2 separate regions of the Mus musculus genome follow, and region 2 is linked to region 1. The links are chromatin loops, found by intact Hi-C in ENCODE. Cell type or tissue: left cerebral cortex. All regions are shown on one strand. Links, peaks and the distances in the headings refer to the core of each region. The heading gives the core; the rest is flanking DNA.

What was found. A loop is a pair of places that touch in the nucleus more often than their neighbours do. Peaks named below come from ENCODE experiments on the same cell type or tissue, not always from the same donor. Only the 100,000 strongest peaks of a DNase experiment are listed, where the experiment ranks them.
Region 2: it touches region 1 in a loop (1.9-fold over the local background); 2 of 42 quality-filtered maps call a loop at or near these places.

Annotation. Positions count from the first base shown.
Region 1 is chr15:98,050,151-98,060,617 of GRCm38, reverse strand. It overlaps Senp1 (SUMO1/sentrin specific peptidase 1), which reads left to right. Exons shown (of 18, transcript NM_144851.5): 10 at 664-702; 11 at 1,630-1,714; 12 at 2,267-2,422; 13 at 3,658-3,789. Among named protein-coding and RNA genes, the nearest start is that of Gm25668, 14 kb to the left of the region's middle. In left cerebral cortex, for the core only: a CTCF peak has its summit at 5,108; a DNase peak (open chromatin) is centred at 5,121.
Region 2 is chr15:97,986,733-97,997,199 of GRCm38, reverse strand. Col2a1 (collagen, type II, alpha 1) reads left to right here. Exons shown (of 54, transcript NM_031163.3): 9 at 508-552; 10 at 658-711; 11 at 1,044-1,097; 12 at 1,787-1,840; 13 at 2,131-2,184; 14 at 2,279-2,332; 15 at 2,612-2,656; 16 at 3,130-3,183; 17 at 5,812-5,856; 18 at 6,234-6,287; 19 at 7,816-7,914; 20 at 8,208-8,252; 21 at 8,340-8,438; 22 at 8,584-8,637; 5 more. It overlaps Gm46536 (a long non-coding RNA gene), which reads right to left and starts at 5,789. Exons shown (of 2, transcript XR_001781760.2): 1 at 947-5,789; 2 at 1-325. In left cerebral cortex, for the core only: a CTCF peak has its summit at 4,682; a DNase peak (open chromatin) is centred at 4,110; H3K4me3 peaks cover 559 bases.

The DNA.
Region 1 (10,467 bases), core at 3,787-6,286:
TCTCCTTTAAGTAGCTTCTCTTTCCTTTTCTCCTGAAGGTTGGGTATCTCCTATTCTGTCACATCTGTCTCTGATTCATCCCTTTGTCTGCCACTCAGTTAGACATCACTTTCATACATGGGTGCTTCCTTCTACAAACTAATTTACTTTCATTGTTTGGGATTAAAGGTGTGTGCTAAGGGCTGAGCCACACCCTAACTATAAAATATCCTGTAACAGGTTCAAATATTCTGTAACAGATATGTTTTGACTCAGACTGGGAAGTCCAAGAATTTAAAAATTTGGTTAAATCTTTTAAGAATTCTGTCAGCCTGCACCATTTGGGAACAGTAACTTTCTATCTTAATTTATCCTCTTAGAAGAGGGATTTTTTTTTTTTAACATATGTTATTCTCTCCTACAATTATCTTGAGAGCTGGGCTAAATAAACTTCATTCTCCTCTAATCTTTAGGTCATCTTTTTAGTACATGTGTATTAATTATGTTCTTTAATTTTAATTAGATTCAATTAAAATTCAAATTAGTTACTTTGTATCAATTGAATAGCTTTTATCCCATAATTACAAAGGAGTCCTACAAACTGTTGAAATGATTATTTTTGTTTGTGAAAATATTCTAATTTCCTCCTAACCTCTTCTGCTTATTTTCTTTTCCCACCTATAGCCCTACGTTCTTCCAGGCAGAGCTATGGATCAAAGAATTGTAAGTTATTATTTTTTGATACTATTTTTTCTTCTCATTTCATTTTCATTTACGAAGAAATCAAACAACCAGCGGTTTATTTTAATTGTTTTTACTCAGTAAGAAATACCTATCTGTACTCTTCAGCTATTGGGTTTTTAAGATTCTCTTAGAGTTAAAATATTTAGGTTTTTTTTTCTTTCAGATTTTATTTATTTGTATTTTATGTGTGTTTTGCCTGCATGTGTGTGCGTCTTGTGCGTGCAGTGCCCACAGAGACCAGAAGCGACTGTGGGCCAGCATATGGGTGCTAGGAACTGAACCCAAGTCGTCTGGAGTTCTTGACCATTGCGCCATCTCTCTAGCCTCAGTTAGGAGATGTCTGTTCTCATATTTGTCAACTACGTAACAGTTGTTGAAGCTAAATTGAATTGGAAAATATTCCAAAGTTATCTATGTAAAGAATAAAGTAAATGCCTTTATTATTACATACACTGTTGAGTTATTAGAGAGTTTGAGAAATAACTGAAAACATTTAGTTTCAAGTGCCAAACCTGTTCAGTTTTCTTCAGCCCTTGGTCCTTGTAAGTCTAAGTACATAATATTTAGCTGCTGTCTTGACAATATACTCTCTTATTCTGTGGGGCTCAGTTCTGCTTTTGGATATTTAGAGTTTAGCTTCACTCTCACCAGTCTTATTAAGAGGTATGCTTTTGAAATAGGACTATGCATTACAAATACCCACAGAAGTCACACTAATTATATTTAAATTAGTCCGGTAAAAGTGATAAATTACCGTGTTTTACTGCATCTTGAACTGTAAATGTAGTGAGGTCTGAGTGGAGTTCCTGTATGCGTGAGCTGCTCACTACTGGTGACTTACTGTGTGTAGCCGAGACGTGCTCAGTGCTCAGACACTGATCTGCCTGGGTTGCTTTCATTTCCTAGAACTAGCGTTTATGACTCTCGAGCTCGGGAAAGATTGCGCCGGATTGAAGAGCAGAAAGCATTGGCACTACAGCTTCAAAACCAGGTAAAAAACTCTTGGAAAAGACTCAGGTTCCATTTCCAGCACTCAATGGCAGTTCACAGCCACCAGAAACTCCAGTTGCAGGGAATCTGGCACCCTCGGAAACCAGGCACCCATTTGGTATAAATGCATACACACGGGCAAAGCACTCCCTTCTAAAAAATAAAAATAACCCAGGGGGGGTGGTGCATGCCCTTAGTCCCAGCACTGGGAGGCAGAGACAGGCCGATCTCTGTGAGTTTGAAGCCAGCTTGTACTACAGGGTGAGTTCCAGGACAGCTAGAAACCCTGTTTCAAAAAGCCTAGATAGATAGATAGATAGATAGATAGATAGATAGATAGATAGATAGATAGATGAATAAATCTTTTTTGAAGAAAATTATAAAATAAATAGCACCTCCAGGTTGAAACTGTTGGTGAGGTTACCTCTACCTGAGTTACGCTGTTTGCTTATATAGTAGTGTAGAATTTATAAGTGGCTCATGTCCCAGAGTGACTCACCAGAGGTCAAATAGGAGACTTCTTTGTCCCGCTTATTGTAAATTCTGTCTGCAGCGACTGCAGGAGCAGGAACATGCAGTACTTGACTCCGTAGAGCTTCACCTTCGTGTGCCTCTTGAAAAGGAGATTCCTGTCACAGCTGCCCAAGAAACCAGGAAAAAAAGCCACCAGCTGACTGACAGTGAAGACGAATTTCCTGAAATTACAGAGGTAAAGAAGAGACTGAAAATGTCTGCAGTGGAGCTGGGTGTGATGGCGGGCACCTTCAACCCAGCACCCTGCAAGCAGAGGCAGGTACAGCTCTGCCTTTGAGGCCAGCCTGGTCAACACCAGTGTTCCAGACCAGTCAGAGCTACCAAGTGAAACCCTGCCTCAAAACAAAGTTAGCTGAGGGAAGTTTCAAATGTAAGTCAGTAGAGGACCTGACATTTAGATTAATTTAGCTATACTTTTCATTGTATTGGTATAATTATGTACCAGTGTTTATTTTTAAAGGTAATTAAAAGTTGTTCATATGGCTATGGTTGGGTTTTAGCAACTTCAGTGAGAAGGTATGTAGTAAATTTATATTTTATATTTGTTTTTAATACTTTTTTATTTCAAAAAAAATTTTTTTTGTTGTTAGGTTTGGCTTGGGAGATTGCATTCTGTTTTGATTGTAGTGAGGAGACTTGAGCCCACCATTTCCTATATGCTGACATAGGAGATAATTTGATAGTAAATTGTGAGCTGAGAAGTACTATTTCTTTTTTTTTGTTTTGACTTATTTTTTAATGAGCATACAAAGGAATAGATTTCATTATGACTTTTTTATTTATACTTTGTTTTTATAATGTTTCTTTTTAAGCAATAGTAATCCATTATGAAGAATTTGGGAAATACTTAGAAATCTATGTATGTTTTAAAACCTGTTCCTTAATTCATACCTCTTTGAAAAACGTTATTGGACCTGGGTGCAGCTTGGTGCTAGAGTGCTGGCTTCATGTGTGCAGGCTGTGGTCCTGGGTCCAACGCCAGCTGCTCGGGAGCCAGTGAGCAGCACAGACATGGCATAGCCCTACTAAGTTCCATTTTTACACCTTCAAAAGGACGCTGCCTTTACTCCAGGGTGCCTTTTGTAGCTTTTGTTTCTTGGGAGACCATAAGAACCAGAAACATAAAACATAAACCTCTGAAGGAGCTTGGAAGATTTGAGCAAAGGTTGCATCAGTCTTCAGGAAGTGATACAAAAACAAGGATCTGAATGTTGTGTAAAAGGAAAAGCAGGGCAAGGTGGGTGGGAGGTAACCTGGAAGACGACTGCAGGAAGAGAGACTGACCGGTGGCTACAAGTAAGCTGACAGCGGGGAACTAGTAGGCAGGTGACTCGTGCTGAACACAGCCAGGGCACTGATGAGAAACCAGTTTTTTCTGAAACTATTATGTTTGGTCTTTTGTTTTCTTAGGAAATGGAAAAAGAAATAAAGAATGTATTTCGTAACGGTAACCAGGATGAAGTCCTCAGTGAGGCATTCCGCTTGACCATTACACGCAAAGACATTCAGACTCTAAACCATCTAAACTGGCTCAATGATGAGGTAATCTTTTGCTCCCTTTGTATGCAAATAGCAAAAAGGGTGAGAAAACTAAAGGAAGGCGTTACCTCACTGTTCTGCAGATGAGGCTCATAGGCAGCCTCTGTAAACAGAATGGAGCAGAGGAGCTTTGGGGGGAGGTGGGAGGCAGTCGTCCCTCTATGCTGTGTGCTGTCGAGACTGCTGCTTCCATGCTCTCATGCTTCACCACGCTTAAGGCACCTGCTCTGCGGTTGGAATTTCTGAGCAGAGAGTTACTGTCAGAGCGTACTGCTGCGTGAGGGGACTCTTGGGTTTCTAGGCAGGGACCAGGTTTCCTTCCTTCTCATCTGCCTGCCTTAGGTTACTTACGTTGGGCATGGAAGCTTTCTGAAATAATGCTTATTTGAATGTGGTATTTTTAAAGCTGACATCGAGAAAATTAAATTGCTTTTATGTAGTTGATATGTAGCAAGGGGGAATGATTTCACCCCCCAATTTCAATTAAATATATTAATTATGCCATGATTTTTAAATTGATCTATCCTCATCCTAAACCTTAAAAAGGCTGTTTGAGCCAGGCGTGGTGGAGAATGCCTTTTTTCCCAGCACTTGGGAGGCAGAGCCAGGCGGATTTCTGAGTTCGAGGCCAGCCTGGTCTACAGAGTGAGTTCCAGGACAGCCAGGGCTACACAGAAAAACCCTGTCTCGAAAAACCAAAAAAAAAAAAAAAAAAAAAAAGGCTGTTTGATTTGAGAAGGCTTATTTTTCCTTTATTTATTGTGTGCATGTGACAACTTGAACATCTGAAAGGCAAACAAAGCATAGAAGACTAAGAAACTCCCAAGTTCATAGAGCAAATACAAAGCAGACCAGGGCAGTGGTGCTGACTGTAAGCCACTTGCCTCAGCCCCTCAGAACTGGGTCTATTATGGGACTAGATGTATAGCACTTAAGACCATCCAGATGCCCAAGACTCTGAGTTCCTCTGGACCAGCTGAGCTGCTCCATTGTCAGTAGCACTGGCCAGTTTATAAGACAGACTGTGCTTGCTGTTTTTTTCCTTAGAATGATAAGAAACACATGATTTGATGTCTCTGTTAGAAACCTCACTCACATCTTTTGACTCCTCGGATAATGGAACGCTGGATTAAATGACAGTAGAGAAGAGCTCACAAAATTAAAAGAGGAAAACAAAAACCAATAATGATCAAAAGTATCCTCCTATGCATTGTTTTTGATGTGTGATCATTCACCATTTCTCTTCCCCTGCCAACTGCTGGAGAGGAGAGTCAGTCATTCCACAAGGACCGCAGCCTTTGTTTGTTATAAGTTATGCAAAACCTAGGGGGCAGCAGTGAGTCGGACATAGGCTGAATTCTTGCCCTTCACTGTGGCAGATACCTCAGAGAGTCCGTACAGAGGCAGCATTTATCAGGACAGACTTTCCTTTGCTGCAACCCATTAGAGGCCAGACTGTGAGCATGCAGTTAGTGGGAACTCCGTGATTAGAGTAGATGCAGGGGAGGCAGGATTAGACTGTGAGCATGCAGTTAGTGGGAACTTCGTGATTAGAGCAGATGCAGGGGAGGCAGGGTTCCTTGTCTGCTGCCTACAGTGCTGGGCTGGGGGGAGTGCTTTCAAAGCCACAGTAAGTCACATCTTCAAGATGATAATGAGGACTAGTTTAAGAAGCACCAATTTTAGAGTATAGTATTTCTTAGGTTTAAGTAGCCAACATTTGAGGAACTATTACAGATACTTAAATTGTGATGTTTAATTACAAATACTTAATTCTTTTTCATCAATTATGAATATTCAGTCTTTTACAAGTGCTCATGTGCTTTTCAATTCTATTCTTCCCTCAAATACTCTTGTAAATACCCATTTTTGTTTTGTGGGTCCTGCCAGTATTATAGGATATGTTAAAATTCTCTGCAAAATAAAGTAACTCATAAATTATTCTTACTGTTGACAAACTAATACAGGAAATGAAAAAAATCAGATACAGTTTTTAAAGAAAGTAAAATCTTCCGTAGTCCAAAGGAAGAGGAGGAAGGGAAGTAAAAGAAAGAAAGAAAGAAAGAAAGAAAGAAAGAAAGAAAGAAAGAAAGAAAGAAAGAAAGAGAAAAGAAGGAAGGAAGGAAGGAAAGAAAGAAAGAAAATCCAGGGCCAGCAAGGTAGCCAGGAGGCAAAGGGTTTACTGCCATGCTGCTGACCTGTGTTTGGTTCTCAAAACCACACAGTAGGAGGGAACCAACATCTACCAGTTCTCCTGTGACCTCCGTTCATGTCCGCCATGGTGCAACCATGTCTGTGCATATATACACATATAAATAAATAAGTGTGCTGATGAAAATGAGTAAAATCTAAAAACCCTGAATGGGGCATACATATAAAGCCATTATGCCACTTTTCCCCTGTGGCACCCACAGAGACCAGAAAGGGGGTCTGGATCCCGAGACTGGAGCTGGAGACTCTTGAGAGCCACCATGTGGGGCAGGGAACTGAACTCCGCAGCCTTGGCACAGTGGCCAGTGCTCTTAACTGCTCAGCCAGCTGTCCAGCCCCCTGAACACTGCTTTGTAGATCATTAAATACATTTAGAAATACATGGAAGTAATTTAGGTATTTGTACAGATAAAACTGGTTTTGCTTCTATACAAAATGTATCAATATCTAAACATAAAAATATCTAGACAAAACCATTTTCTTACATATTATGAAGGTACCCCAGTGGTCTCCGAGAGAAGTGAGATTGTGGATGTGGAGATAGACAAAAGGTACAAAGATGACAAGACCATCAGTGAGGTCTAGGATGCTGTCAGGCAGCCTGGTGCAACTGCAGTCTCAGAAGAAAAGCAATCCACAAGGAGGGAGAGATAGAAAGAAGAAAGAGCGCAAACATAAAGATGCACGCGGTAGTAGATTTAACTCAGCCATGTCAGTAGCCAATCAGAGTGATCTAGTCCAGCCCTCTGTGGTAGAAATACAATATGAACCACGCATGTTACTTTAAATTGAGTAGTAGAACCACTTTTAGAAGGGACTGGGGTCTAGTTCAGTGGGTACAGTACTTGACTTGCATACCTGAGGCCCTGGCTTTGCCCTCCAGCAGCAGAAAAAAAGAAAAGTAAAAGAACTAAGTAAATTATATGTAACATGTTTTGTTTAACCCATTTATATACAAAATATGTCATTTTTGGTTTGTAGTCCATATTAAAATATTAATGAGTTGTTTTACTTTCTCTTTAAAATAGGATGTAAATTCTATATCTTAGTTGGTGATAATCGCAGCCCAAGCACCTTAACCTGGCCTAGTTGCTGCTATATGGACAGGCGTAAGTGAGAACAAGCACTGAGCAGAGGGGCTGAGACTGGAAAGGAGACTGTCTGTAAGCAGCACCCTTCACTGCACTGCTGGGGCTGAGCCCCAGACAGACCTGGGTGCCTTAGACTCTGTGTGCTTTGTATCGAGACACATGACAACCATGCAAGATCTTATTCTGAAAGTGAGGAGACAGATAGGATTATAAACTAAAGGATGAGAACAGTTGTGTCATGCAAACACTAATAAAAAAAGTGAGTCTATTAAGAGTCTACAAGGTTTAGTCTGGAGTGAGCACTGTTAGCAGTGATAGTAATTTCACAGTAATAGGGAAAGCTTCACAGCCCAAATAAAATACATTTAATCACACACTGAAAACGTGTGCAGTGCAGCTGGTGGAACTGGAAGGAGGAAGACACAAAGCTGTGTGCCCTCAGAGGCTTGAGTGCTCTCTCCCTGACGCTGGTAGAGCAGACAAGTGCCCCGGTGTGAAGAGGCGTTGGGACTGCAGCCTTCCCTGTGCTCATTTGGCCTCCAAGAACCTAGTCTCCACGCATTATTAAGGACCAGTTACATGGGTGAACTGGAGACTGGAAACTAGCCAGAAGATATGGCTGCCCCTTTTGGGCGTGTGTGTGTGTGTGTGTGTGTGTGTGTGTGTTTGTGTGTGTGTTTGCAAGCTCATACTAATTATTACCAGTTGTTTTCCAAGTAAATACTGAGATATTGAAAGATGGTACTTGTAACTTCACCTGGGAAGGAAAGGCCATGGCCATGGGGGCAATCACAGCAAATGTGAGAATCGTTTGCTAAAGGGGGAATTAAGGTAGTGCGTCCATAACGGACACGTATACAGCCAAGCGGCTGGGCTACCATTCGGAAGCTTCATCTTTGAAGAAGATGCCTTTCAGCTTTCCAGGGTTGCAGTAGGCTTGTGGATTCAGACAGTCTCGCTACTTGATTGGGTGTGGGAAGTAAAGTAAGGCTGTACGGAGGCACTGGGCCCCGTGGGTTTTACAGCAGACTTGAGAGCTAGAACTGGAGCTCATGCTGACCTGAGACACAGTGCTTAGTGCAAGTCCAGGCATGGTTTTATTCAGCGGTAGAGCTCCTGCCTCCCAAGCACAAGGCTCTGGCCTTGACCCTCAGTACCACACACACAGTAATGGTCACAGCCGGTCATTCTCTCCAGTGGACGGATCCCCATGATGCTCGGCTAGAGAGGCCACAGCCCACAAAACTTTACACTGGGACTAGGAGGGTCTTTATAGGGAAGAAGTCATCTGCATGAGAGGGAAGAGACTAGGAAGCAGAGGGGACCTGGGTAAGTGGGTAGGTAGACTGCCAGCTGTGATGTTCCCATGGCAGTGAGACAGACCATCAGAGTGAAGCTAATGTTTCCAGGGTGACGCTCAGGCTTTCTTACACATCCTCTGCAGTGTTCTCCAAACTCCCTCTGATAAGCCAGGACCTTATGCAAGGTCATATGGGAAAGAGTAATTATTCTCCATAAGTATAGGTGTTGCCTGCCTGTCCTCTTTAAAATACATTAGCAGTATTTCTGGGTATTTGTTCTTGAAATTACACATAAGGAGACAAAGTCATGTGTACAGTGGGGAAGCTGTATTTTTACCATGATAAGGTGGTCTCTGAGCATAATAGTCACGTGCTTCTGTTTTGTTATCTTCCTGTCTCAATGTCTGCTCGGGAAGTCTGTTGGAACTTTTCTTCCTGAGACAAGCAGTGTGGGTCAGCGTAGCTATGGGAGAGCTGAAGAGTTAAACAACACGCCGTTGCTAGGAATAGGATACTTCTGGATTTGTCTGCTTTATTGGGCAAGAAAAAAAAGAGATACCAATGATCATTTATGTCATCATGGTAACGTTCATGGAGAAAAAACCTCCTCAGCTCCCCAGTTTCAGTTTGAAAACACTGTAGAGTTTTCTGGGGCCGAAGAGATGGCTCCGTGTTTAAGACCACTGGATGTTCTTGCAGAAGACCCAGGTTTGCCTTTCAGTATTCACATGGCAGCTTAAAATAGTCCATCTCCAGTTTCAGGGGATCCACATGCAAGTGGTACACAGACAGACATTCAGGCACAACACTGATATGCATAGGTAAATAAATATATATTTTAACTTAAAAACACAACACTAGGGCTGGTGAGATGGCTCAGTGGGTAAGAGCACCCGACTGCTCTTCCGAAGGTCAGGAGTTCAAATCCCAGCAACCACATGGTGGCTCACAACCATCTGTAACAAGATCTGACTCCCTCTTCTGGAGTGTCTGAAGACAGCTACAGTGTACTTACATATAATAAATAAATAAATCTTTAAAATATATATATATATATATATATAAACAAAAAAACAAAAAAACACAACACTAGAATTTTTCTTTACAGAGAGGCTTCTTCCCAGCTTCAGGCTGGCAGCTCATCAAATAGAATAGAAAAGGAGCAAAGACACTATAAACAACTCCCTCCTCAAACAAGGCCGCACAGACAAGCAGATGCTTGATGCTGACCAAGGCTCTTCAGGGAATAGGAAGGCAGTTTCTTAGGCACCCGCAGCCCAGCCGGGGGCAGCTGTGCTCCCAGAAAAGTGGCAAGCGGTCTGACCTACAGTGCTTGTCAGATGGCTTTAGAGGCAAGACGGACAGCAAGACTCTGAGCTGGGGGACTTTAGCCGCTTATTTCAAAGGAGATCTAAGACCTGCTAGGCTAAGAGAATCTCTGTCCGAGAGCTCTTGCCAGTGGAGAAGGAAGGGACCTTTGTTTTCATGAACTACAGGCAACTGCTGTGGCACTGCTGCTGCCCTTTCATCCTGAGCACTGTGACCCCGTCTCTCATTTCTCTCTCCTTGGTCCCCAGCCTCCTCAGTGAGGTGGCACGGAGGATTCCTTTTGTAGCTTATTTTGAGCGTGGCAGTGTCTTGCAGGACCACGGCAGTTTTCTTCACTTGAGGAGAGAACGACTTGCATCTAAACTCAGCCTGCATATCAGATTACACATCTCAGCTAATGGAAGGGGGTGTCAGGGTCACCAAACTCCATCTCCTGGGACGAGGGAAGATGGAACGGGGCCTAGAGCATGCCGTAGAGCTGGCTAGTGGCTCGTGGGATGGAGGGAGACCCAGCAGTGAGAAAAGATTCCCTGTTCTCCTCAGTCTAGCAGTCTTGTGTAGTTGGTGCTCTCTGGGAGGGAGGAAAACCCTGACTATGTAAAAACTTGTCTAGGTTTCCTTCTGAAAACTAGAATACTTATGTATAACATGTCAACCCTTCCCCTGTCTTTTTAAACTTCAAGCTAGTGATTCCAAAAGTAATGACCACTGGACACCTGGGAGAGAAATGCCTGCGTGGCTTTTGTGCT
Region 2 (10,467 bases), core at 3,440-5,939, 63 kb after region 1:
TATGGGAAACCTCTCATTTAACCCTGGGGAGTTTGGTTTTTAATGGTGATGGATGCCAGTCTGGATGACGCTCTAGTGTGTCTAGGAGGAAGGGGGACGGAGTGATGCACAGAGCCGATGTATTAGGGGGCTGGTTGCCACTGCTCTTGGAAGGAGAACTGAAGAATGCAGACAGCAGCGACTGTTCTTCAGCATCCACCAGGCTTCCAGCAGGAAATCTCACCCTGCAGCGATGGCTTGGCACATGCTAAATGAAATTCAGACTTTAGTAAACATGGCCGCCATCCAGGAGGGAGCAAGGCCAGCGTCTCGGTCCAAATGGGGCCTATAAATAAAGATAGATGGTTGAGTGGGGAGTGGGAAAGAAGAGGGAGCAGCCGCTGGAGTCCCTTTGCCCCTCCCCCTCCTGCTCCCTTACTATCTTCTTGTCCCTCTTCTAAGATGGAATCCTAGAAGCCAATGATAAAGCGGGCCAGTAAGCGTCTCGTTTTTTCTGTTCCAATGCAGGGCCCCATGGGACCCCGTGGACCCCCAGGCCCTGCCGGTGCCCCCGTAAGTGTTCAGTCTTTTCCTCTTGGGGGCGCTGTAGATGCTCATCATCCACATGACGGCGGCACAGCTTGGAGGTCAACATGGCGTCCTTATTTCCCCTTTTAGGGCCCTCAAGGATTTCAAGGCAATCCTGGTGAACCTGGCGAGCCTGGTGTCTCTGTGAGTACCACAGGCTACCCTCTCCCAGGAGGCTCTGGGGACAATCTTCTACCCAAGCTACCGTCTGCTCCCAGGCTCTGCCAGCCCTTTCCCACAATGGGAGTGCCTTACCCACGGGGCACAACGGCAGAGAATCAATATGGCAGGAACTCCATCGGGACACTTCCCCTTAGGGGTCGCCAGCCTGCGCAGTCCCCTCCTCCCACCATGATCTGCTTTACAGTTTTGTTACTACCTTTTTGTCTCTCTTCCTTGTAGAGTAACTAGCTTCCAAAGCGACCGCCTCGAGTTGTGTTTCCCTTCCAACCAGGTCTTGAATTCTCTATTTGTAGGGTCCCATGGGTCCCCGAGGTCCTCCTGGCCCTGCTGGAAAACCTGGTGACGACGTGAGTAGACCCAAGAAGCCCCAGACCCAGAGAGAGGATGTGCTGGGGCTTGGGGTAGAGAGACGTCCTGAGGAACCAGGCTAGCCAGTCCTAAATTCCAGCTATCTACCACCCACATATCCTTTATTTGCATCTCAGCTTGCCAGATCCCTGGGGATCCCTTTAGATCCCACAAGAAGGAGAGTAATTAAAACATCATTAACTTCGGGAAGAGAAATGAGAAAGGAGAGAGCCAGCCGGGATGGGAGGACTCAAAGCACAGCGGTATAGAGTAGAAAAACAAAGCAAGAGTCGGTCAACAAACAGGCTACCATCATCTCAATTGTAAATGAGATAGACAAACTCAGCCTGAGCCAGAATGTCTACAGAGGAGGGGGACATAAAAAAATAGAGAGAAGAGCTGGCTTTCTTGAGCTTTTTTTTATGACTGGCAGCACACAGCAAGGCCTCTGGAGATCAGGGCATACAGGCCAGTCCACAGGGCTCTGGAGAGGGGACCAGACGCTTGCTGGGGACAGTGGAGTGAGGGCCCAGGAACTTGCCAAGGGATAAACCACAGAGGCATTCTGGGTCACGGGCATCTGCAGGAAGGGCGTGGTCAAGGTGGGCAGATAGGCAGATGCCCAGCCGTGGAGTGAATACGCTCAAGAGACTGCCAAGAAAAATGAGATGCCTCTCTTTCTGTTCAGGGTGAAGCTGGGAAGCCCGGAAAGTCTGGGGAAAGAGGCCTCCCTGGCCCTCAGGTAAAGCTTCATCTTCCTCGCTCTCACAGGCTTTTCCAGTCTCCCTCTGAGTCCATATGGCTCACTCGTCTTGGTTAGCTCACGGTACTAACGGTACTGTGTACGTAATGCCTTCACGCTGGATACCGTGTTTGTATGATCACAAGGTGATGCTCTGGGTTGGGCTGAAGGAGCTGTGGACACACCTGGATGCCTGTTTCTGTAGGCCTGAGGGAGCTGGACTTGCAGTCTATCCAGCAGCCTTCACCCAATCTCTGCTTTCCTCTGAGTACCTCCTCTTGGTATTGCAGGGTGCTCGTGGATTCCCAGGAACCCCGGGTCTCCCCGGTGTCAAGGGTCACAGAGTAAGTATCATGGGATAGGATGTTTGGGGGTTATGCACACTATTTCCTGGGTGGGCTCCCAGACATGTGACGGAACCCTCGTCCTGTTTCCCAGGGTTACCCAGGCCTCGACGGTGCTAAGGGGGAAGCTGGTGCTCCGGGTGTGAAGGTAAAGGGGCCACAAGACACACAGGGGGTGGCGGTAGGGGACAACTGTCCAGTCAAGGCGGCGCTGATGGGGTCGGGAGTTAGAACATAGCTGGGAACACCCAGTCTACATCTTGGTACATGAGCAGCAGGCCTTAGAGTTTGGGGACATCGTCTCTCCCCGGACTGAAATTGACATGTCTCAGGCCTAATTGAGCCAGCCAGACCTATCGATGACTTACCTAGGAAGTTTCTGGAAGCCAAGACTCCAGACACTGACCCTATATGTCTCTTTCTCCAGGGTGAGAGTGGTTCCCCTGGTGAGAACGGATCCCCGGGCCCAATGGTGAGTATGAGAGTCACCCCTGGGGAAGCCACCCCACACTCTTAAGACTCCCGAAACACCTGTCAGACAGCTACCCTGCAAACAGCAGCATTTCCTCCTTCATGCACTCATGCAAAGCTGTTCGCACAGATTTATCCGATTATGAGCCAACCCAACCTGCAGCGTAGATTGTTCAACATTTCACACGCCCTTCCTCGAAACAGGAACAGTTAGGCACGTTTAAAGCACATTTCAGTTACTCTTAAAAAAAAATCTGTTTGTCTTCAATGATTTGGGTGACTCATCTGTTTTGAGAACCGAGCTGCATTCTCCATAGGAAGGGGCAGGAAGACACAGGGGTCTCCCTGAAGGAACCCCTGTGTCCTGGGAGCAGGATCTAGGGTCGAGATGGGGCCACCGTGGGTGGGAAGAAGTCATGACGCAGACCATCATTATGCCAACTCACACTTAAACCGCGCTGGTGTGTGTTGCAGGGTCCCCGTGGCCTGCCTGGTGAGAGAGGACGGACTGGCCCTGCTGGTGCTGCTGTGAGTAACCCCCAAAGCCCGGTGCCACCACACGCTCAACACTTTACAGCTTACAAGTAAATTTCTCTTGACCCTCAAATCAACTCAGTGGTAACCCCAGCCAGGAGGGACGTACCTATCTATAATCATAGTACCCAAGAAGCTGAGTTCCTGAATCATAAGTTCAAGGCCAGCCTGCGCCACACATAAGACCTTTCTCCACACTCCACCCCCCAATACCTAATAAACAACAAAATCCAACTTGGTGAGGATTAGGGCGCATCATCATACCAGAACTTTCTATCCTGAGGTTTCCTACGCCCAATCTTCAGGTGGGGTGGGGCCTGCAGGGTGGAAGGAGGGCGTACTATAGGAGAGTATGCTGGTGAGAGTCCTCTTCCGGAGTCGGGATCCTTCAGGTCACCCCTTCAATAGCCTCTGCTCCTTCCTGAGCCGTGCATGTTAGAGTTCAGGATCAGGCTTAGATGGTGCCAGCCCTCTATGCTATACACTCTGCCCTCTCTCTCGATTCCGCGCCCTTGATGCGGTTCTGAGTAGTGTCGAGATAGGACACCAGCGGCATCCACCTCGTGACCCTTGATTTAGAACCTGGCTTGCTTCTCTTTGTCTAATCTTCCCCCTCATTCTGTGAACTTGAATCTCTCGTTCCCATTTTAGAGAAGAGGGAACTGAGTCCCCGGGGAAGAATAACTAGCTTAAGACAGACTGTGTACCGAGGGCCCAGAACCATGAGCTAAAGGACTGGCAGGCAGTGGAGGGCATGGGTGCCAGCGAGAGGCCGTTATCTTGGCTCCCCAAGCAATAGAGAAGCCTTGTAGGTGCTTGGTCAGGCGAGTGATGTGATGAACGGCGCGCTTAAGAAAGATTCCGGCTTTCTATTGGTCTGCAACCCAGCCAACCAAGTTTTACGGCTTTCTATTGGTCTACACCCAGCCAACCAAGCTCAGAGGCCCCTCCTCCTAGGTCCTTGCAGGGCAACTGTAAGCAGCTGCTTTCCAGGCCGTGCATCTGGGCGGGAAAGTTCCCTCAGGAGCAGGTCTGTGAAACCAGCAGCCTGCACTCGCACTGCCAACCAGAGCTGGCCAAAGGCCTCGCCCCAGGGGCGCTTTGTATGAAAGGAAGGAAGCTCTGGGCCTGCTGCTTCTGCAGAGTCGGGAGACCCTGGCCTGGGGATTTTAACGAGGCTCAAACCCAGACTGGCTCACTCACTGCCTCTCGCATTGTCTCTCCTTCTTCCCAGACACAAGCCCCAGTTCTTGGTTTTCCTTGGTGGTCTCGTCCACAAAGCAGTGGCAGCGCTGTTAGGAGATTCTGTTTAGAATGTTCTCTACATGTGTGTTGGGCCTTTTGGTGGGAGCGGGGCGGGGCTCCCCACTCTGCCTTGCTGTTTGCTGCGAGGACTCCCAAAGGCCTTCTGAGCCTAGAAGTTGTCCATGTAGGCCTCAGACACAGGCAGCTCAGACTGGGCCCTCTCCCCCTGCCTTGCTCTCTGCTGACTCCTGGAGGGAAGGTACTGTAGGGTTCCCCAGTAACAGAGTTTTCCAGGGCGCTTGGGTCAGGAAATCAGGCTCTGATTTCTCTCTTCCTTCTATTGAGTCTTGCTGTCTCGCCATGCCCCTCCCTCTGGCTGCCAGGCTAGAGGCTCTGGGAAGAGAGATGGCTCACACCAGGAAGGAGACTGAGCACCGCAGAGCATCCTTGCCTTGTGCTTCTGAGAGTCAGAGACGTGCAGAAAGTCCCCCCTTAGCCCCGTGGGTTGTGACTCCCCTGGCTGACCGCTATCTCCAAAAAGACTTACATTATGATTCATAACAGTGGCCAAATTACAGTCGTGAAGGAGCGATGAAAATAATTTTATGATTGTGGCTTGCCACAACGTGAGGAATTGTATTGAAGGGTCACAGTGTTGGGAAAGCTGAGAGCCACTGGCTTAGCCTTTTGGGTCTGGGAGGGACCCAGTCCTAGACCTGGATGTGCCTAACATAGCGGTTCTTGGAGTTAGAGTACAAATTCTCAAGGGCACTGGAGAAAAATAGAAAGATGTTTTCACCCCAAACCAGTGGAACTCTCGGAGCTCGAGTCTTTTAGAGAAGGGACAACCTCGACCCCACCCCCACCCCCCACCCCCACCCCTGCAAAGCCAAGGGTCTCTGAGATAGGAGCTCAGGCGCGGTTGTAGACAGGGTCTGTCTTCATCGCGGGTCAGGTTCCCGGTCAGCAGGGAACATTGTGGGGGTATTTGTGCTGTCCTGAAGAGCAGCTGACTGGGAGGGACCAGAGGGTAGAGAAGACTTGCTTCTGTTAAGCCAGGATACCCAGCACAGGGGCAGGCTCCTCCTTCCTTCTGTCCGGTTCCTTTGGCCCAGCCCACAGGATTCTTTGAATGATCATTCAGCTTCAAGTCGGGAATACTGGGGACCTAACTGAAGTTTTAGAAGTGACAGGTCTGCTGGGAAGTTGCCCAAGCTTCCTTACCCACGAGGGCCAGTGCCCTGTAGCCCTCTCTCTGTCTGTCTCTCTGCCCCCTTGTACAGATATCCCAGGAAGGTTCCTCTGCTTTGTTCATGCTCAGCCTGGGACACCCCAACACTGTGTTAATTGGCTCCTTTGTGCTATTGCTGTTCACAGGGTGCTCGGGGTAACGATGGCCAGCCAGGCCCCGCTGGACCTCCGGTAAGTTGCTGTCCTTCTTAAGCAGGTGACAGTAGCTGTGCAGCCCTGAAGTCTGTGGGGTTGCCCCTGTACTTTGTGGCAGGAAGGAGGTGGCTCATCCCGTGAGCATGCTGTTGACACTGCAGCCTGACATCCCCTGCTGCCCCTAGCAGTCTCCTCTTTTAAGGAGAGAGGTCAAAGCCCCGTGGCTTCTCACAGACTCAGAAACTCTCCAAGAGGAGCAGGGTGTCTCTCTGGAGGTCTTTGGGGAGAGCAGCCCTGGCAGTTTCTTCTAGCCACAGAGGTGGAAGGAGTGGGAGGTGGGGCGTCTCTCTTTGAGGCCTGGACAGAGTTCACTGACACCCAGCGCTCACCCTCTGTCCCCTTCTTCTCCCCAGGGTCCTGTGGGTCCCGCAGGTGGTCCTGGCTTCCCTGGTGCTCCTGGTGCCAAGGTGAGTGATCTGCTGGTCAAGCTGAGAATCTCAGAGGGTCAGGACACCCAGTCTTCCTGTGGTCCTTGCTAAGGAAGGCTCCTGTTGGCACACATCCCCCCTAGCCTCTCTGTGTGTTTCCAGCATCTCTCTCTGACAGAGTTTGGTTCGGTTGTAGAGGCTGAAGTCCACCTAGTAGTCAAAGATGGGAACCCTCCCCCCCCAGACCCGAGAGAGAGAGAGAGAGAGAGAGAGAGAGAGAGAGAGAGAGAGAGAGAGAGAGAGAGAGAGAGAAGAAGACTAAGGGAGGGGAGGAAGAAGAAAACAAGCCTGGGGGTGGGCAAAAGCTGAGGTACCCAGAAGGAGCTTAAAGGGATAGAGGGGGAGGGGCAGAGGCGAGGCGACTCTTCTGTGCATCCCCTGCCCCTTTCTTATTTCTACTTCACTTGGGGTGCTGGGCTGTTGTTAACCTGGTCCTTCCAGGGATTAATAGAGACCAGCGGGAGGCCAGCCGGCTCAAGGAAAAGCCCCTGTGGCCCGGGAGGGATTCCAGTGTGAACGTCCCTGGGAGTGAGTAAGGAGCCTCCCTGTGTCACTGGCATCAGGTTGCTTTTCTACGCCTGGGGGTTTCCATGGCAACCAGACAGTGTCTGAGGCCCCTGGGAGCCCTGTGAAGGAGACCCATTGTGAAGAGGGACAGCGGAAGGTGAGGGGGGCCTGACCTTTAGAAAATAATAATTACCAAAGTGAAGTAAGAATGCCAGTGTGGAGAAACCTGAGGAGGCTCTGACCTCTCTCCAGGGCAGCAGCCGTCCCCGGAGGAGGCTCCAGTCCAGAGAGCCAGATCACAGAGCTGTGACTTTTAGGAAAAAGAAAGAAGAAAAATAAGAGAGGAAGAGAGAGAGAGAGAGAGAGAGAGAGAGAGAGAGAGAGAGAGAGAGAGAGAGAGAGAGAAGAAAAAGAATTTTTACATGGGGGATAAGGGGCTTCCAGTTAACTTAAAGAAAAGTAGAGCCTGTCTCAGCTTGCTTTCAGCCCTGGCTTCCTGGCACTTCAAACAGGCTGAGGCTCAAGCCTGGAGCAGCTCTGATCACCCAGCAGCCATAAAGAAAGCCACTTCTGAGCTGAGGCTCTGGAGGAGACAGAGTCACCCTTCTGGCTTCTGTTCCTCTGTCAAAGAGAAAACAAAAGGAGGGGAAGGGGGAGTGGAGGCCCATCTGTCCATCATCCCATGGCCCTAAGATGGCAGGTCTCCTAACCCAGGCTTTTCTGCTGGACTGAAGGACCAGCAAGCTGCTTGCTGCTGGAATGCAGTAGGCATCTATCTGTGCAGCTGTGTGTGGGGTCACAGGGCAGGGGTGAGGGTAGAAGAGGCAGGGGTGGGATATCGGCTCTTCATGCTGCTTGGTCAGGTGGGAACAGAAAAGACAGACCCCCATGCATACGCAACTCACTCACAGGAGTGTGAGCACACACAAGAGTCAAGCACACTGGGCCGTGAAGTGCTGCCACCACCACCCCCACTTCAGCCCCCCCACTCTCTTCCCAGGGCGAAGCTGGTCCCACTGGTGCTCGCGGTCCTGAAGGTGCTCAAGGTTCTCGTGGCGAGCCTGGCAATCCTGGGTCCCCTGGGCCTGCAGGTGCTTCTGTAAGTTCATCTCTTTGGCCTGGAAGGCATGGCATGTGTGGCCTTGTCACAAATGTACATGTCACCTGGAGTCCCAGTCACTGGGACCACTAAATGGTCATGCTGGCCAAACACCTCCCCCTGACATCCACGACTGTCTCCCTTCACCCGTAGTCCACCCCATGAGACAGGCAGGAGGGATGCCCCTGAAGCAGACAGCACTTGTCCCTGACCCCTAGACTGGGGCCCAATGGGCCGAATGGTTGGGTTGTTTCTTTGCTGTTTATTTTATCGCTATACCATCTTCTTGTCAGGGTAACCCAGGGACTGATGGTATTCCTGGAGCCAAAGGATCCGCTGTAAGTATTGTCCCTGGGCTGTGTTCCCAAGGTGGCTTAGTCCCTCCTCATCCTCCTCACGTGCCTCTCTTCTGTTCATGCTGACAGGGTGCTCCTGGAATTGCTGGTGCCCCTGGCTTCCCTGGGCCCCGTGGCCCTCCCGGTCCTCAAGGTGCAACTGGTCCCCTTGGCCCCAAAGGTCAGGCGGTAAGAGCCCAAAAAGATTGGCAGGTCCTACCTACAGGCTCCTCTTTTCTGTGCCCTCCTGCTCACCGTAGGAGGCTTCTGGGAGGAGGGTGAGCAGACTCTATGGAGAGAAGCCAGTGCGAGCATATTTCTTTCTTTCACGTAGGGTGAACCTGGCATTGCTGGCTTTAAAGGTGATCAAGGCCCCAAGGGAGAGACTGTGAGTATCTGCCCTCAAGACTTTGTTTTCTTTGCTGTAGCTCTGCCCACAGGTCACCCTTCTGCCCCCGCTGTGCCCCCTCCCCACAGCCACTTCCCATCCCGGGCTCTCTCCTGCTGTCCCTGGAGAAGGGAGTGAAGTAGGGTAGAGAAGACCCTGACACAGCCTCCTCTCCTGGTTCGAATAGCTTGAGTTCCAAGCCATCTCTTCCTCTTGGGCTGTTTCTGGCCCCCAGACCCAATGGCTGACCCTTTAACCCCCTTGGCCAAGCCCCGAAACATTTCCAAGGCCCCTTCCTCTGCACACCAGGCCAGTGCTTTCCCCAAGGCTAGGTGGAAACCTCATCCCACCCCTCTTGTGCTTGTCTTCAGGGACCTGCTGGGCCCCAAGGAGCCCCTGGCCCCGCTGGTGAAGAAGGCAAACGAGGTGCTCGAGGAGAGCCGGGTGGTGCTGGACCAATCGGACCCCCTGGAGAGAGAGTAAGTAGGCAAGGAGCTCCAGCTCACAGGCCCGCTGCTCCGTGGCTCATCCTTTCTTCCACACCCAATGACTTTTCTGGATAACGTGGCTCTTCTCTTCCCCATCCAACACCAGGGTCACAGCATCCTCATGCTGTCTGCACCCTCTGTCCCAAGGGTGGCATAAAACAGTAGCTTCTTCCCAGAGAGGTGGGAGCAGGCCCTGGACGGACATTAGCTTCTCTGACTCACGGGCGGTGTCTACCGCCCCACAGTCACTGTGGTGGGAGGTGGAGGGGACAGACCCCTGGAGCCTGGTGGGACTCCTTCCAGGCATGCTGATGAAAAGCATCCTCATCCCCTGCCTCGTCCCTTCTCCCTAGGGTGCTCCTGGCAACCGTGGATTCCCAGGTCAAGATGGTCTGGCAGGTCCCAAGGTGAGTGGAGGAGGAGAGGCCTGGTCCCTGCCTGTTTCCCTAGTTACAGAGCATCCCATGGACTTCCTGTCTCCTCTGGTATAGGGTGCCCCTGGAGAGCGAGGGCCCAGTGGCTTGACTGGTCCCAAGGGAGCCAACGGTGACCCGGGTCGTCCTGGAGAACCTGGTCTTCCTGGAGCCAGGGTAAGGTGGATACTACACAGACCCCCACACCCTTCCCACCTGCATCCTCTAAGCTGTGCTGCCTGAATTGGAAGATTTGGGGCCTGTCCCCCTCCCCCACCCCGAATAACCTTGGTCTCTTCTCTCTCCCTAACCAAGGGTCTTACCGGTCGCCCTGGTGACGCTGGTCCTCAAGGCAAAGTTGGTCCTTCTGTAAGTCTATTAGCCTGAGTGAGGTTCCTGGGAGGATAAATAAGGGATTATCGTCCAGTAGATGGTGGGAAGAGAGAAGGGAGTTTGGGTGAGGGCAGTCTAGGACTTTGTACATTTTGTGAAGGGGTAAGAGACACATGGTCGGTTTTATGGCCAGATGCGACCTATACTCTGAGCTCTGAAAATCACAAACACACACACACACACACACACACAGCATTTGGACATTTTCCAGGAGGAGGAGTGATGACAAAGATTAGAAGTTCAGGAGAGACTTCTGAGCCAGGAACATCTACCCGTAGCTGGGTCTGTGTGTGGGGTTGGTCAACCCTAGATGCATGTGTATGGCTGGTACCTAGTTCCCTGCCTGCCACACAGCACACACTTAGTAAATAGTGATGGGGAGATACAGCCAGAGGGACTATGTCCTGAGAATGAATCCTGTCTTTCAGGGAGCCCCTGGTGAAGACGGTCGCCCTGGACCTCCTGGTCCTCAGGGAGCTCGTGGGCAGCCTGGCGTCATGGGTTTCCCTGGCCCCAAAGGTGCCAACGTAAGTGAC